Regions from separate parts of the Mus musculus genome. Here region 2 is linked to region 1. The links are chromatin loops, found by intact Hi-C in ENCODE. Cell type or tissue: left cerebral cortex. All regions are shown on one strand. Links, peaks and the distances in the headings refer to the core of each region. The heading gives the core; the rest is flanking DNA.

Region 1 (8,345 bases), core at 186-8,185:
TGGAGATTTATGGGCAATGTCTCCCATGCTGATGTTGTACTGTGATGAGGAAAACATTTTTGTCCACCAAGAAGTAAATTATCAAAGAGGTGGTTCACCAATGGATAGCATACCAAACTGTACACATTTTCAGGAAAAAAACAAACCACAATGAATGCACAGTGATGTTGCAAACACCGAGCTTCCTCACAATGAGCTATGATGAAGTTAACCTAACAAGTTCTCAATGATTTTAGTACAAACATAGTTCCTAGGATTGTGTCATGAATACTAACCCCTGGAAATACTTATTTTATGCATTTAGGAAAATTAGGGTGTATGTGTATTTCAATGGTAGAGTGCTTGTCTGGCTTTTGTAAAGCCCTGAATTTGATCTCAAGCTACACACACACACACACACACACACACACACACACACACACACACACACACACACACTCACACACACTACTCCCTCATCTTTTGTTCTGATGCTCTGAGTATAAGCCATTGAAAGATAAGTGACAGCCATGTTGATCACTAAGGGAAAAGAGTCCAATGTCAATATCAAAGTCATTCTACCTTCTTTGCTACAATAATGACATTTTTTTCCAGAAAAATAAAAAACAAAATACTTTCACAGTATAGATGTCCCCAGTAGGTAAAGCTATGTTTATAGACCTCATATATACAGAAACCATTTTGGTCTTCTGTTCAAGGTTCTCAGTCATGATAAGAAACGTGGTAGAGGAATGATAGCCCAGGTACCAAAGCCCTTAGGTTTTTTTTCCTTTCCCCCCAGCAGATAGGCACTAGACTCAAGAACTGTGAGCTTGCCTCACTGTATGACTTGCATATTAGCTTGCTACAAATACATGGAGTTACCAGTAAGTTGCTCAGAAATTAATTTGAATACGCTAGAGGATATGAATAGAGATAACTGATTCCTTTAGTCCATCATCAACGTTGTGTTTTCTTGAAATAAAAATCCATTTTGTATCTCAATCCTGGGCAGATGGCCAAGCTTTTGATGCATTAAGTTCATAATTCTTTAGAGTCTTCTGGTACAACTTCTAGTATAATCTGTAATGTTCTGGTTATTCTGTCTATAAAGAAATAAGGAGAAATTAAAATGCATGAAAATCACAGTGGCATAAAAATAGCAAAATGTGAATTATTTGGGGATGAATACTGAGAAGACACAGCTCCCTTCTTCACGGAGCACTTCCGAGAATTATTTACTTCATTACAATCCTATCATCCTCAATTAGTTGACTTGTCACTACTACAACATCCCATGATGCTTTCTCAGTAAGAATATATTAATATTTTGTATTCAAATAAGAAAATTTATTTATGAACCAGGAGGCTGAAAATATTTTGAGACAATGGAACCAAGATATAAATAAATGTTTACAAATATTCTTCATGTTCATGTTCAGCTCAAAATGGGTTTGTTCTTTTTTTTTTTTTTTTTTTTTTTTTTTTTACATAGGGGATAACAACCAAGTTCTCAGAACAGTCAGGAGGAGAATAGTATTTCCAGTGTCTAATCTGTAGTACTGTTCAGCAAATTATCTTAATTATCAAGACCTAGTCTGTCTCATGAGTAGAATGAGAAACTTGGACTAATTTGGGTCACTAAGGTCTGGTCCTTGGACCAATTACATTAAACACTCTCCACAATTCAGATTTTGCTTCAAGTCAAGGTCTCAGTCTCTTAAAGGTTTAACCCAGCAAGAGGTAACTCGAATGGACACCAAAATATAATAACCCCTGGCTTGTATTACTTTTAAGAATATGTTCTGACCACAGAGCTAGGGGGCTGGGCTTGGGGGTGATGGTTTTACGGACATTCTTGTTTTCTTGTTGTCATCAGTCCCCATAGAACATCTTCCAAAGTCTCCTGATCTTAAAGGAGCCTATGTGGCATCCTCTCCAAGGTTCCAGACCCAAATCATTTCCCCTCCAGACACTTTTCTCTTCTCTGATGACTTCTTATTCTAACAAGCCCTTGCACGCGATGTTTAACTACGTTTTTAAAAGCTATTTTTATCCTTTGTTCTCTGCTTCTTGTGGTGTTGCTAAATGTCCCTCCTTTGAACACTTGGCCCCCATCTGTTTGTTGGTGCTGTTTAGGAAGACTGTGTAAGGTGTACGGGTACAGCCTCACTGGGGAATGCAGGTTAAGAGGGCAGGTTTGGAGACTTTATGGCCCAGCCTTACTTCCTATAAAACCTCTCCTTGGTTTCTGCTCCCTTGCTGAAGACAGTGGACCAGACACCCGGGAAACCCCAGCAGTTGTGCCTTCTATGCCAGGATGGGCTGTCATCACCCAAACTATGAACCAAAAATCCTTCCTCCCTTAGACTGCCTCTTGCCTGGTATGTTGTTGCAGAACAAAGAAAAGTAACAAACAAATACAGTAATAATCACTGAGGGAGTTTGCCTGGGGACATCCCATGGGTTTTTTTCTTTGGAGGCGGGATGTTTTGTTTTTTGCTTGTTTTTAACCCTACGTTTATTTAGAGAGGTCTCATGTACAGTAATGTCAAATGTTATACCTTACATATTTCTTAAATAAGTTGTATTTTATACAGTCCAATCTGCCATGAAAGCAACAATCAAACCCCATATTTGCAGAGAAGAATATGGTAAAATTGTCAGACAGACAGACAGAGACACAGAGAGAGAGGGAGAACAAGCAATGGGGTTAAAGAAACAAGGCCTCAAGCCCCTGTTAGCCCTGCTCAAACTCCTGCATAACCTCCTAAACTAATCTCTCCATCCTGTCTTCTCACTTGGTCCTCCACTCCTGACATCAAAGCTCTTTCCTACTGCTTTGCCTTAATGTAGGTCTCTATATGCTGCCTTGTTAGATCTCTTGCTCCCTGATGTGGGAACTTTGCATCCATTCCAGACAACAGTAGCAACTGGGATGGCCCTGTGTCCTTCTGAAAGCACAGTTTCCATTCTTCTCTCAGCAGAGCAAGAGCAAGACCAAGACCCAGAGTGGGTGGTTCAGCCTAGCCAGCCCTGTTGACATATTCTCCCCAGCTCTCCCTTTGGGGTCCTAGTGGTGCCGTAACGTTTATCATGATGGAGTGCTCAGATAGGCATTTGGCCTGAGGTACATATTGGTTTCCCCACTTTTCCTCCTAAGCTGACCTACAACAGTGGGGCTGGCACAGGTGCTCAATGGAACCAAGGAAGCATCTAGAAACACTACAGAACACGTGACTTTTGGAGTGCTATGTATCCATACTCACAGTAAGGTTAGTGGCCATACAATAACAAATCTCTATTACTGCCTTTTCAAATAAAGATAAGCTGATGACCTACAGTTGGAGTTTTCCATAACTACAACCTACAGAACCTTACAGCCAGTCAGTGATTTCGGTTTCCATGTTTCATCCTTGTTACTCTTAAAGGAAACCAGGGCTACAACTGACTTTGCACAATCTCATCCACACATACGCCTGGGATCCGCAGAGGATCAACAGCCAGGATTGAGCTAGCCTGGGAAGCAGTGCAAAGCTATCCTGCCCCAGAAATTATATTAAAAATAACAGTATGTTCTCTTAAAGGGGGGAGGAGGTGAATGGTTTTGTATTTATTTATATATATCTATATTCATATTTTTAATGGGACATCTTCTGAGCCCCTAAGAAATCTATAGGTGAACTTAATGAATTAAAATGGTCATCTCTAACCTTCAGGACAGTTTGTAAATGCATTCACCAGCTTTTGGTGGACTGTTCCCAATGAAGCCACCTTGAAAGGCTTTAGGCAGCATAGGCTCTTAGGCTCTCGAATTGCAAGCTTGCTGTCCACAAAGATGGATTACAGGCATTCTGTTCATGGTGGCCAGAGTAAATCCCCCCCCCCCTTTACAACCAAAAATAAGGCTGCCTCTATATCTCTCCCTGAGCAAGAGGGACTGACTGCCAGTCATCCTAATGGCTCTTAGCTGCAATAGGGTTGGGTAGATAAGGAGAGGCTACCAAGTTCAATGGCTGCTGCTAGCCCTGGCGTGGGTTTCCTGGGTCTAGTATTCTGTGTATCCAAACATATCAGGGTGAACCTGCACACTTTTCCTCCTCTAAGAAGCTTGTCTGTTTGTAAATAAGTGAATAATATAAATATATAATATATAGATATAATATTACATATAATTTGTACTATAATTTGTATTACAAGATATATATTACAATTATATAAATTATAATATGTAATACAAATATATGTAATATAGATAAATATGTGTATAAATACATTTATATCATAATATAAATATAAGTAACTAAAGGTCTGCCCCATTGTTACAGAGGAGAAAGCTTTCTGCATATCTGACTACCCCCTTAAGAGAGTGCTTTCTTCTAGCTTTGGAGATGCTATCACATAAAAAAGTGGTTCAATACTGGCATCCTGTGGCCAGAGACATTCATCAGATCTTTTAAAATCTCACTTCCTTAGGCTCAGAACACTCCCTGACTGTGCCAACTAGCCTGTCCAGTATCTGTGCACTAGAATGATGTCTAGTTACAACTTCTGGAAATAGATGTTCCCAGGATTAATCTATTCACACATACTAAGGTTAAAGAAGAGATAAAACATAAAAACTAGAGAATTTCACCGGGCAAAACAACATGATATTAAACTATTGAACCAACTGCTCTGGGCAAGGCTCGCCTGCCTCCAAGCTCACGTGGAGTTTTCTCTCTAACACAAAGTGTGTCTTTGGGGAAGGGTTGGGCACTACTATAGGACTCTCTGGTTTCATCTGTGTGTTTTGTTTTGGCCAAAGGCTAAGAAAATACTTGCTTCTGCAGCAATAAATATTATGAATTTTCTTTATCTTACTACAAGAACACTGCCTGAGAGGAAAATCAAACAGAATTACAAGGACTGCTGTTTTCCCCCACTTCCTTTCAAGGCGTCTATAAAGATAAAGAGCGGCGATGATCACAGTTTAAAGCAGAGCACTCTGCCCTGTTGCTGGTAAGAGTTAACAGTGTCCCGAGAACCAACCACCACCCTGGGTTTCCTCCATAGCAGTTCCTTCCACAAATGGCTAATGCAGCAGCCTTGAAGATACTCAGACCATCATCAGAGGAGAAAACACAGCAAAACCTCTAAAATTACCCAAGCACAGAAGGGCAATGAAGAAAAAGATCATGTTTGAAAATGTCTGATCTGAATTGACAGAGCAGCCTGGAGCCTGAGTTTGTGAGTGAGAGGAAAGACCAGCTAGAACTGGCTGACTGCACAGGGAAAGAAAGAAAGCCTTCTAGTGGGGACAACAAGAAGAACTTTCGCTTTGTTCTCCTCTGCCCCACCCATCTCAAAGGCTGCTGGCTCCTCTAGGCCTCCGGCTTTCTGTCACGCATGCTCAAGACCTCTTTAAATGTTTTAGTCTGATATTTTGTCATAGGACGAGGATCTATTGCAGTAAATTTTTATTGGATATTTCCTTTATTTACATTTCAAATGTTATTCCTTTTCCCGGTCGCCCATCCCAAAACCCCCTATCCCACCCCCACCCCCGTGTTTCTATGAGGGTGTTCCCCCACCCACGTACCCACTCCTGCTTATGCTGGGGCATCGAGCCTTCATAGGACCAAGGGCCTCTTCTCCCATTGATGTCCAATGAGACCATCCTCTGCTACATATGCAGAATTTTGATGTTCAGCAAATGTGCAATATGGACAATGGCTTCTACTACGTAAATGGTTGTTGGGAGAATATGCTCACACATGTGCAAACATAGAGAAACCACACAAGAAAGCTGCTACTCTTGGCTTGGTGGTGGTGGTGGTTGTTGTTGTTGTTGTCGTCGTTGTTGTTACTGAAAACCTCTTCCTAACGAGGTAGTATTAGAGCCATGATGTTTAAGACATTTGCTACCTTCCACCTCACTCCCCAACAAACCTTACATCATTGGTCAACTTAATGCTAGCATAGCCACTAGACTTTGTTCAACCAAAGAACACAATCATGATGTCACTAAGGGATTCAGAAAAGCAGTGGGCAGCACTGAAAAACTTCTACCTAAAGAAGCTATTCTTTCTCTAAAACTCCAGTGACGACGACCACCAGAATGAAATACCCAGAAGGGCTGCACTCTGCATGCCTTTCCTGTCTCTCTCTTCATGCTGCAGTTACAATGCAGTCATTTAGTTTAACTGACCGTTGTGCCACTAGTAGCTTTATTCTCTAAGAGATGCATATTAGCCATGTACAGCTTTATGGGTTTTCTACAACACAGTATCTAGCCGGGGCCAAGATGCTTAAAAGACTTACCTGATAATCGTCTGAACCACTTGGGTTTCTTGTCCCATACAATGAAGAGATAATATGCAGGGACCCCAGTCAAGGTGATAAGAAAACCGACCCCGGTGCTGAATGGGTCCGAGTAAAGAGAGAGGACAACCATGAAGAGGCAGGTGAAGGAAAATAGTGCCGGGATGAAGAGAGGCACCTGAAACACAACCAAAAGAAAACAGCTTCACGCCTGCGCAGTCCACCGGGGTAGAGGGCGTCAGTCACATGACCGGGTCATCGCAGAGCAGGTCAGTATAATTTCTTAACTTGTTTTAGAACATGTGAACCAAGTCTTGAGCTAAGAAATTTTGTTTCCTAGCGGATGGTCTATTCAAATTTCTTTTCTAGGAAAGTATCAACATGATTTACATTTTTCATCTTAGGAGATTGGTTCTTTGATAATCACAATTAGAACCCACGGAGTCAAGAGCGCCAGTGGCTTTGCTACATGTTAAAACCTTTCAGTGAATATTGATTTCCTGTTGAGAGTCACAATAAGACCCGAATGGGAATGAAACGGGCCAACTCCTAGTCAACAGCTAATAAAGATGCTGCGAGCATGTGGCAACCGATACAATTAGAGTCAAATCCTGATAACATGACTGGCAGCATTATCTGTGCTAAGTCTTAAAAGCAAATAAATAGTGAGATCACACCGACCCACGGACGTCTGAGACCGATGGATGACAAGGCTGCTCTCCAGCCCTGCCAAAGGAAAGCGCCAGGTAGAGGAACTGGTTATCTACTCTGTGGTGAGCTTTCCCTTTGGTATCTCAACCTTCCTAATGCTACAACCTTTTAATACAGTTTCATATGTGGTGACACCCCCCAACCATAAATTATTTTCATTGCTACTTTGTAACTGTAATTTTTATACCATCATCAATCATAATGTAAATATCAGTGTTGTCAGTGGTCTTAAGCAACCCTGTGAAAGGGTCATTTGAACCCCAAGGGGCCGCAACCCACTTGTGAAGAGTTGCTGCTTTAGAGTATATAGCAGAAAAAAACACCACAATGTTAACAAGTTACAACAAGGACTCAAATACCTAGTCTGTAAAGCAGCACTCTTGGCCGAGTTTTAACTAATGAAATTCTCTTTCTTTCACAGCCCAGCTGTTCGCAATCAGTTAGTACGAAGACAGGGGTATGCCATGCTCTGGACTTACCCAAGCCATGCATGAAAACCCAATGTGAAAAGTATCTTTTAACACTGTCTGCTCTCCACAGATAAAATCTGTGACAAGTTCACTCTATCATACCTAAACACGCATGTCATTTCCCCAAGTGAAGTGCAACAGAGGAGGTTCCCCCAGCAAGAGTTAAATATCATATTCCGCAGGCCCCTACCCTACCCAACCTGCCCATGCCCATCATCAAGTTATGACAAAAGGAGGCCTAGGTGTTAGGAGAGAGATTTATGTAAACCCATCAAGATGGCCGAGGTTACCTTGAAAGGACGATGCATATCTGGGCGTTTGTATCGAAGATAAATCAGTCCTGCGACTGCCAGCCCCATAAAAAGCCACCTGGCAAAACTGAGGAAATTTAGAAGACTATAGAGGTCTCCGGAGAAGAGCATCACCATCGTCAGAGGATGCTGGGGTGGAGAAGGAGGAGAGACAACGTAAGCAAAGGGACTAAGAGGGAACAGGTAACAACAGTCAATAGCCTCACTTCACACTGTAAGTCCCATCCATTAGTTACTCATAATGCTACCATCCTGACCAAAGCCTGGATCCCACAAACTTCTTTTCCATATTCTGTTCTTATGCTGCAACAAAGCCTCCTTTGGAGGATGCTGTCAGGAGCCCCATTTCAGCCAGAATTTTGTAAGAATTTGCTGTTTCGTTCCTTTGTCGGTTCCCTTTTCCTTGGAAAGGAGACAACGTATTTTATGTTGTTTTGCTTTTGTGTGGAACGGTGTCTGTCCATCTCGACACAGGTGCACATGTGTATAAATGCAGGGATATTTGTAAATGCATGTGGAAGCCAGAAGACAATTTCTACCTTGGGAGACAGGGTCTCTCATTGGCCTAGAT
Region 2 (8,345 bases), core at 42-8,041, 50 kb before region 1:
AGGAAATGTGAGGAAGGATTAGAAGACCAAGGCAGTCCCACCTTAGATAAAGACAGGCTCTTTTCCACAGATCCAAGAGAACCCCTTCTCTACTTCCTCATCCTCTGCAGAGGTTTCAGAGATCAGTAACTTAAAAAGCAGAAATTTCAGCGTCAGGACATGGCTCAGTCATCAAATGCTTTGGTGCAATCATGAACATCTGAGTTTGGATCCCCTACTCCTAAGTAAAAGGCAGATGTGGTAGCTCACACCTATAACCCCAACACTGAGGACTCCGACACGGGAGGATACTCAGGGTTTGCTGGTCAGCCATTCCAGATGAAATCGAGAGAGAGCTCCTGGTTTAGTGAAAGACTCTGTTTCAAAATAACAATGATGAGGGTGGTGGTGGTGGTGGTGGTGGTGGTGGTACTGTGGAAAAAAAGAAAATAAAGAAGACAGTTGTCATCAGCCATTAACCTCTGACCCCCACATGCATACACATGTACACGCACCTGCACTCACAGGAACACACAGCCACAAAAACACACGCAATGGAGATTTTTGTCTATAGGTTTCTCTTAAAAATAGTTAATTTTCCAGTTATGATCCAATTGCGGTTGTTTCTCAAAATAGTCAATATGCCATAGAGGTATATTTTAGAATGGTGTCTTCCATTCTTCTTTGGGGTATAATGTATCATGAGTTCTACCATGACCTATGAATCATTATTTTATTACAGAGCTTATCACAGGATGTCATAGTTGCCTGTGGATTTGCTATTCTGCATCTAAGAAGTCAAGAAATAGTATCATCTCGCTCAGTTCTTTATGCCTTTTGCACATTAACATGGTGCCAGGTGTTAAAAACAACAACACCCAATTATCTTTGAATGAATAACATTGTTTTCTTGTTTTTATTATCTTACACTGGTACTATGTTGAAATTCTTCTGGAAGATTTATGATTAGAGTCTGGGTCCTGGCCACTCATCCTCAATAGGCCAATTAATGAGGATGAGTCACAGTTAAAAATCAGGAACGTGATTGATTCAATGGGATGATTGGTTTGGGCTACTCATAAGGAGGAAGGAAACAAATACCAGAGTCTAGGGACTCCCAGCTCTATCTTGGGCATTAGAGTTGGGTTGAGCTTTAAGCTCTGTTCATCACATGGTCTCAGTTCCACTCCCTCCTTGCAATGTGGTCTGACAAGTTGTTAGACCTGTGTGAAATCGCTTTCTGGAAGACAATTTTCCCCTCTAACTGGCACCAGGGTCCCAATTTCTTAGACTCCGTTATTTAAGTTTCTGGTAGCCAAGGGAAGGAATAGAGGTGTCTCTCATTTAGAATATCTTCATTACTGCTGGCACAGCTACAGAATAATGGGTGCCAGGGTATCTCAGAGAAATTATAGCCCTGCTTGTTAACATCTAACGCTTCTTTGTCCTGGGACTCAGAAAAACAACATCATCAAACAATGATGTTTAGCTGTACTTTTCATGTGGTGCTAAAGGAAGGCAAACTCCTGAATTCATGTCCTGACTTCTCTTTCTTCCCCAAACCATGACACGAACGTCCTTTAAATTTACTCCTTTATCTGACTAAATACCAGGTGTCTTCTCTTTTTAGCCTCCTATAACCACCACCAGGTCCAGAAACTCTAAACTCCTCCTTCCTCTACAGATTTGGACTCTATATATTTTCTAAGCATTGGCTTTTCTTCCCATCTTATATTTTCTCAGTCTCCTGCACATAGACTCATGGTATATTTATATATCTTTCTCCTGTTAGTCTGTGTAGTGTCTGTTTTTTTTTTTTCGCAGAGAGAAGAGGGGGGTAATTTAACTTCACTATAGCTCCATTTCACCCATTTGGAAGACATTCAAATGACAAATAGAGTAGAAGAACAGAATAGGACTGAGTGAGCCTGGGCTTCAGTTGTTCTGAGTACTAAGCATAAGCTTGAACTCTGTCCCTGAAGATTCACTTTTATCTCTGAGTAGCCCCATTAATGCATAAGGAACAAGTAGGAATGAACTTCTGTTCGTCCTGCACTTATGAATCTCTATTTTGCTACAGGACATCCTGACTGAGAATTCTGAAAGGACAGAGAGCAAAATTGTTTTCACCCTGAAATAACAGACTTTTTTTGACAGACTGATTTTTATCTACAGCATAAGTCTTTACATTTCTGCAAGAAAAGGGATATGGGGAATCTAACTGTAGGGCTGTATAGGTTGGGGTATACAGGTACGGGGGCAGATTGTGTTTGTGGGATATATAAGTGGGGAAATACAGCTGTGTGAGGTGTGTTGGTATGGGAGAGATATACGTATGTGAATGTGTGTGTATATATATATATATATATATATATATATACTTGTGTGTATCTTCATATGTATGGAATGGAGGTAGAGAAGGTAAATTCACATAAGCCATTTAAAGCTTGCTTTCTTTTTGAGTCCATAAAAGAATTAAGTACAAAGTAAAGCCTTCTAAAAGATATTCAAGAGTCGATGCAACATCCGTACATGAAAGCTATTTATATAGCTTTGAAGAAAGTCAGAGACCTACAGTCAGTGTGCCTTTTGTGCACTCTTTATTTCCCTTTGTACATATTTTATAAAACATTTGTAGAATAGCTTTTAAGACAAAAAAAAGGAGTAAATACCGAGCATCCTAGAACATTAGCCAATTATGCCATTACCTCTCAAGCGTTTCTGCTTAAACTGGGAACAAAGTGATTTCTTGGCTTTCCTACATACACGCCTGGTCTGGATGGTTATGGATTCCCAGCTTACGCGTCCATCGTGATTTCCAGTCGTCTCTTTGCCTCAGGTCTTGTGGAGAAGCCAAGATGGCTTCTTTGCTTTGGTGTGTAGGCAGAGGTCTTAAGGCCTCTGCCTACACACAATTGTGCAAAAGCAATGTGCCATGACTTACCTCCTTTTTCAGTTACTGATGATTGCTCAAAATGTAAACATTTTTCCTACAGTGTTCAATAGCAACCAAATGTGCCAGGGCAAGGACCACTTTTCAAGACAATAAAATAAAACATATGGGAAGAAACTAAGAGCGCTTGTCAAAATTATTCCAGTGTGAAATTAGTTACATTCCATGAGAAAATATAATCATGCCAGGGGTTGCTTTCTTCAGTGACTCTCACATAAACTGCAGCTGGGAAAAATTCCTAGTGTTCAGCTTCATAAGTCGTCAGTGCCATTGGCTACCTAGCCTCGTTCATATTTGATTGTTTACAGTCCACTGCCATTTCTATACAGCCCTGGTGGATATTTCTTTGGTTCATTGAATAAAACATTCACATCACTCTGTGATTGTGTTGCGGTTGTCCCTGCTATAATTAACACAGCAACAGATTTAAAAAAAAATACTACTTAAAGCAACCGGTATCAAGTTCACTTCCAAACAGAATACACATCAAAAAAGATTATCCACCAGAGAGTTGCCAAATGTACTGTAAACTGGAAGCATTTCAGAGTCCCTCGAACACTTGGCTAGAATCTCGCTAAACAACCTCGCTGCTGTCGGCAGAGTGTGATACTCAGAGATTTGTTTTAGCTTCTGTCTAGTTTCTGCCAGTGCAAAGGGGTTCAGTCGGGGTTCCAATTTTAATGGTGTTGTCTACTTTCTTTGTCAAAAGTAATACACCTCCCTCTAAAAGACGTTTGTGCCCTTTATAACCATGGCATTCCAAAGAGGACTGAGAGAATTCATCCTCTGTTTTCTTCTTCAAGAAGCCCTTCTCAAGTTTCCAGAGCTGTTAGGACTGGGTTTGGGATTAAAGTTAGGGTTAGGGTTATCACCATGGGGAGATAAAACAATGGCACCTCACGCGCCCCCCCAACTACAGTGAAATGTCTATGACAGTGAAACATCTGTGCAGACAGATGAGCATGTGCACTGCAGTAAGAGAGAAGAGATGAGATAAGGAGAGAGAGGCTATTCTGGCTGAACACCAGGAGACTTCTCCCTTTATCCTCCTATAACCAGGAGAGGGAGGGAAGGAAAGAGAGAGGGGGAGGGGGAGGGGGAGAGGGAGAGAGAAAGATGAATACGTATAGTAAACCCCGCTGAAAACCCTCTATCAAAAATCATCTCTTATCAAACCAAATGCAATTTTCCCATTCTGTCAAATACCTCTATAGGTTGAAGCTAGAATATCTTTCAACTCCATGTTTTAACAATTTCTTATATGTCTCTCATATTTCTAGTAAACAAAATTGCTCACAATTCCTGCCTCCCCTGGCAACTTCCAACCCTGTGCCCCCAGTCTCTGGTTTAGCAGAGAACTGGACCCTGCACTCAGCTTGTCTGGATTTGGGGATGTTAGATGGCTGGTCCCAATGGGCATCAGGGGAATAGAAATGAAGAAGTGTCCCTATAATCTAACCATATCCATATCAATGCACAGAGATGTGGAACTGATCTTCATGTCTCTCAAGTCAATTATGAGAGAAACAGTGTCAAGAATCTAAGTGAGCAACGCACTTCAACCAGTATTTTGAGAACCCCACAAGCAGCCACGGAGACAGACAGGACAGAAGCGTGGAAAACTTAGCAGGGTCTGGTGGTGTGCAGGAGAAGGGAGAAGTAAAATGGCTCCTTATGGTAACTTTTCTGTGGACAAGAATGACATCTAAGACAGGAGGAGACCAGAAGACAATCACACACTTACACTTGAAAAAAGGTGTTTTCTGCAAGAAGTGCTTTCTTCTTCCAGGTCCTATTCTAGCTGTTTCTCCAGACCCCCTCAGGTACCAGTTCTTCCCAGAAATCTTTATCTATCCATTCAGAAGAGCCCATGTTTCCCTCTTATGCATACCACTAACAGTACTATCTTGATGTCTTTCCTTAACACACAGTGAGTTACAGTCACTTGTCCCAGGCCTTTGTTTGTGGCTTTTTTTTTAAACTACAAATCACGAATATGCTATGTTAATATGACTGCAGCAATTACATATTGTGGCATGTAACGTCCAGTCAACAAATATTGCCACTATGATTTTAACATCTGGAGAGAGCAACTATTTCCATACTCTGTTGATCAGGGGGAAAAGGTGCCAAAGTCCAAATACATCCCTTGGATGCTCTCCCAGTTAGTCTAACAATACTGTTAGACATTCTTCAATATGTTCCACAGAGATAACTTAATTTGTTCAGCTTATATTGAATATTTACTTGAAATTCCCCCACTGACCTAGTTGATCATTGTGATAATTTATAATGATAAAATTGTCCACCATCATCTTAAGCCATGTAAGGATTGTTGGATACACAACAACACAGTAAAAACAACAAAAAATTTTTTTTCACTTCCATTTTCTCTTTAGGTGTTCTTACCATAACCAAAAGATCATCTTATCCCACCAAAAACTATTGACACCAAGAAAATTGGTTTTCCAGTTTGATTAAAATATAGCTTATTTCCATAGTTGATTTAACAATCTTTTCTCGGTATCTTAACTATGCATTAAATATACCATTTTGAAAGTATATAGTGGAATATGTAAGCAATCTAATTTCACGGTAGGACACACAGGAAAAAACCTTCAGTGCTAGAGGTAAAATGTTTCTAGAATGTTCTCTGTTAACTATTAAAAAAACTAAGGTCGAGTTTTCAGCTAAATTTATTGAATATTGTGAAATGTATTTTATGATTCAGTATTAACTATTTTTCCCCATTAATTTCCATTTCTCCAATTTCTTAAAGATTGTTATCCTACAAGCTTAAACACTTAAATGATAAGCATCTAATGAATAAAATTATAAAATACAAAGTAACAGGAAATAATAAACACAAAACTCAAGTGATCGATTATTAGTTCAACTTCTATACTCTAAAGTCAAATATTTTGCATAGAAATGAAATACTATCCAAAGAATAAAAAAAATGATTGCTTTTGTTTCTTGAAAGTAAATGATTTCAAAACTAAATTAGGATTCAAGAAAAATCTATACTGATAGATCCCTCGTTTTATCCTTTAGCATAAAGGCCAGCCATTTACTTTCTTTTCCCTCTCATTTTCTTTTCTAAAAGGTGTGGTAAATAAAACTCTTGTCTGACATAAACTACAAAGGTGAGAAAGCCTGTTTTTCAAATGCCTCTTAATATTTACAGAGCAATAAGAGTATAAAAATGCAGAGTGCTCCTATTCATTAAGGATGCTACTCTCCAAGGCCATGGGAATGCATCAAGAAAATAAACCACAAACATGATTCATCATGGGCCATTCAGTGCTCAGCAGACTCGCCTTGAAAACCCACTTTAAAATGCATAGATCGTCAATTAAAATACATTGGAAACTCAGAGTTTGAAGCTCCAAATTATTGCAAAATTTCAACCTGTTTTCTTTGTGTCACTGATTATGAGACACATATGCACATACATTACTTTGTTTTTATATTTGCATATTTTCATTTCTAATGAAAGTGTATCAAAATTAGCATTTTAACTGAAAAACGAATTAAAGGGCTTATACTAAGTAAGAAATTTCAGGAATGTGAAGTCCCTCCTCTTTTTAATACGTGGATCTTTCCATGAAGCTGTTTATGCAGTGAATTTAGCCATTGTTACCACTGACTCATATGAAGCCACTTGCTGTCTGAACAGAGAGGACAATGAAATGATTCCTGAAGTGTTATCATGTGAAAGACTCACCTCAAAAGTCTCCGCTACCACTCTGTTCTATGCCTTGCTGGAAAGGGAAGAGGTTGACATTCTACTAAGGTAGAACACACAGGGCACAATTATCCAGAAAGGGGGTAATATCCTTTCATGTTGGGATGCAAACACTCTTAGAATAGGAGCTTCTTTATGAAACCTGGGACTCAGGGTGATGCATCTGTCATTAAACTTGAAGATCTATTTCTCAGTCCTTCTCTCTGTCTTCTAATGGTGAATATCACAAGCCCAGCACTTACAAGAACTGGACACCTGCAGACTCTGATTTCTGTTAAGTCGGCTTGCACTTCAGCACAAGAAGTTGTTTCCTGCCTTGAGATTTTATTAAATACTTTGGAATTTTTCTGCTCAATTAGTCTTCTGGACAAAGAGAAAGAAACAAACAGGAACATCAGTGAGGAGACACAAATTTCAGGACTCAACTTCTCTCTCTCTCTCCCTCTCTCTCTGTCTCTGTCTCTCTCTGTCTGTCTGTCTCTCTCTCTCTCTCTCTCAATAGTTATTTTTATGTGGATGAGTGTTTTGTGGGACTGCAGACATGCATGTGCATCACATATGTGCCTGGCATCCACAGAGGTTAAAAAGAGCATCAATCCACTGAAAATGAAATTTCAGATGGTTGGGAACCACCATGTGGGTACTGGGAACTGAATTTGGATCTTTTGGAAGGGCATAGGTTCTCTTATCTACCCAGCTGTCACTCTAAACTTCTGGTTCTTTGTTTTTAATTAAAGTTGATAACTTCACTTGTACTCACAGTAAGGGGAGAGAAGAGATTTTTAAATATCCAAATTAGAACATATCACATGGAGGAATTAATTGTGATTGCTCATTAAAATAACTACTCAAGAAATGAACTCATCCACCCCATGGGTCCATTTTTAACAGCCAATGTATTCTTCACACTGTTGGCATCCCAAGAGCTTGCAGAGTTGTGTTCTCATGTCAGCTCTGTGGTGCTGCTGGTTTGTGTCCTAGGTTTGAAAACTCAAGATCTCACACAGTGTGTGGACCATGCCAATGTCCTCACACTCTTCCCTACTTTCTGGGTTTAATTTTTTATTTATGTTCTCTTGGACTGCTAAATATTAAGTGTACCACATGACAATATTTGGTCAATGACAGACCATAAATACTATGGTATATGCATAGCATTATAATTGAAGTGGAATCTCTATTACTTAATGTCATTGGACACACTTCAACACAATACATTCTTTGGATCTGTAGTGATGTAGAAGTGAACTAACTCCCTGTACCAGAGGCTGCATAAGAACACAGTACTGCAATTATATTCAACGTTGTTCAATAACAGTAAAAAGAATTGTGCTTGTGTTTTATGTGTGTTCAATAACTATATTGTTTATAATCATTTCAGAATGCACTGTTTCTTCACAAACAAAAAGTAGACTATAAGACAACCTTAGCTCCTGTGGGTTCATGAGTGCAATGGCCATGTTAGAAAACAGCAAATAAAACTATTTGTGCCTCTAATAACCTTTCTGCCTTCTAAAAATGTTCACTAAGCCACTAATAGTACATGTAGCAATGTGATATATTTTATCACAAAAACATTAAGAGAATTTAATGTATGTTTTTGAGGATCTTAGAGTTTTTCTAAAATCTGCAGTGAAAGCAACATAACAGGTAATAGACTGTAAA

Evidence for each region. Hi-C counts contacts between places; a loop is a spot of excess contacts. Peaks named below come from ENCODE experiments on the same cell type or tissue, not always from the same donor. Only the 100,000 strongest peaks of a DNase experiment are listed, where the experiment ranks them.
Region 2: a loop joins it to region 1, with 2.0 times the contacts of the local background. A loop is called at or near these places in 1 of 42 quality-filtered maps.

The regions. Positions count from the first base shown.
Region 1 is chr3:50,371,282-50,379,626 of GRCm38, forward strand. It overlaps Slc7a11 (solute carrier family 7 (cationic amino acid transporter, y+ system), member 11), which reads right to left. Exons shown (of 12, transcript NM_011990.2): 10 at 7,754-7,903; 11 at 6,283-6,460; 12 at 1-1,085. The coding sequence ends at 1,021. Among named protein-coding and RNA genes, the nearest start is that of Slc7a11, 68 kb to the right of the region's middle. In left cerebral cortex, for the core only: a CTCF peak has its summit at 4,437; no DNase peak of the experiment used is centred there.
Region 2 is chr3:50,321,244-50,329,588 of GRCm38, forward strand. No RefSeq gene overlaps it. Among named protein-coding and RNA genes, the nearest start is that of Slc7a11, 120 kb to the right of the region's middle. In left cerebral cortex, for the core only: no CTCF peak of the experiment used is centred there; a DNase peak (open chromatin) is centred at 3,495.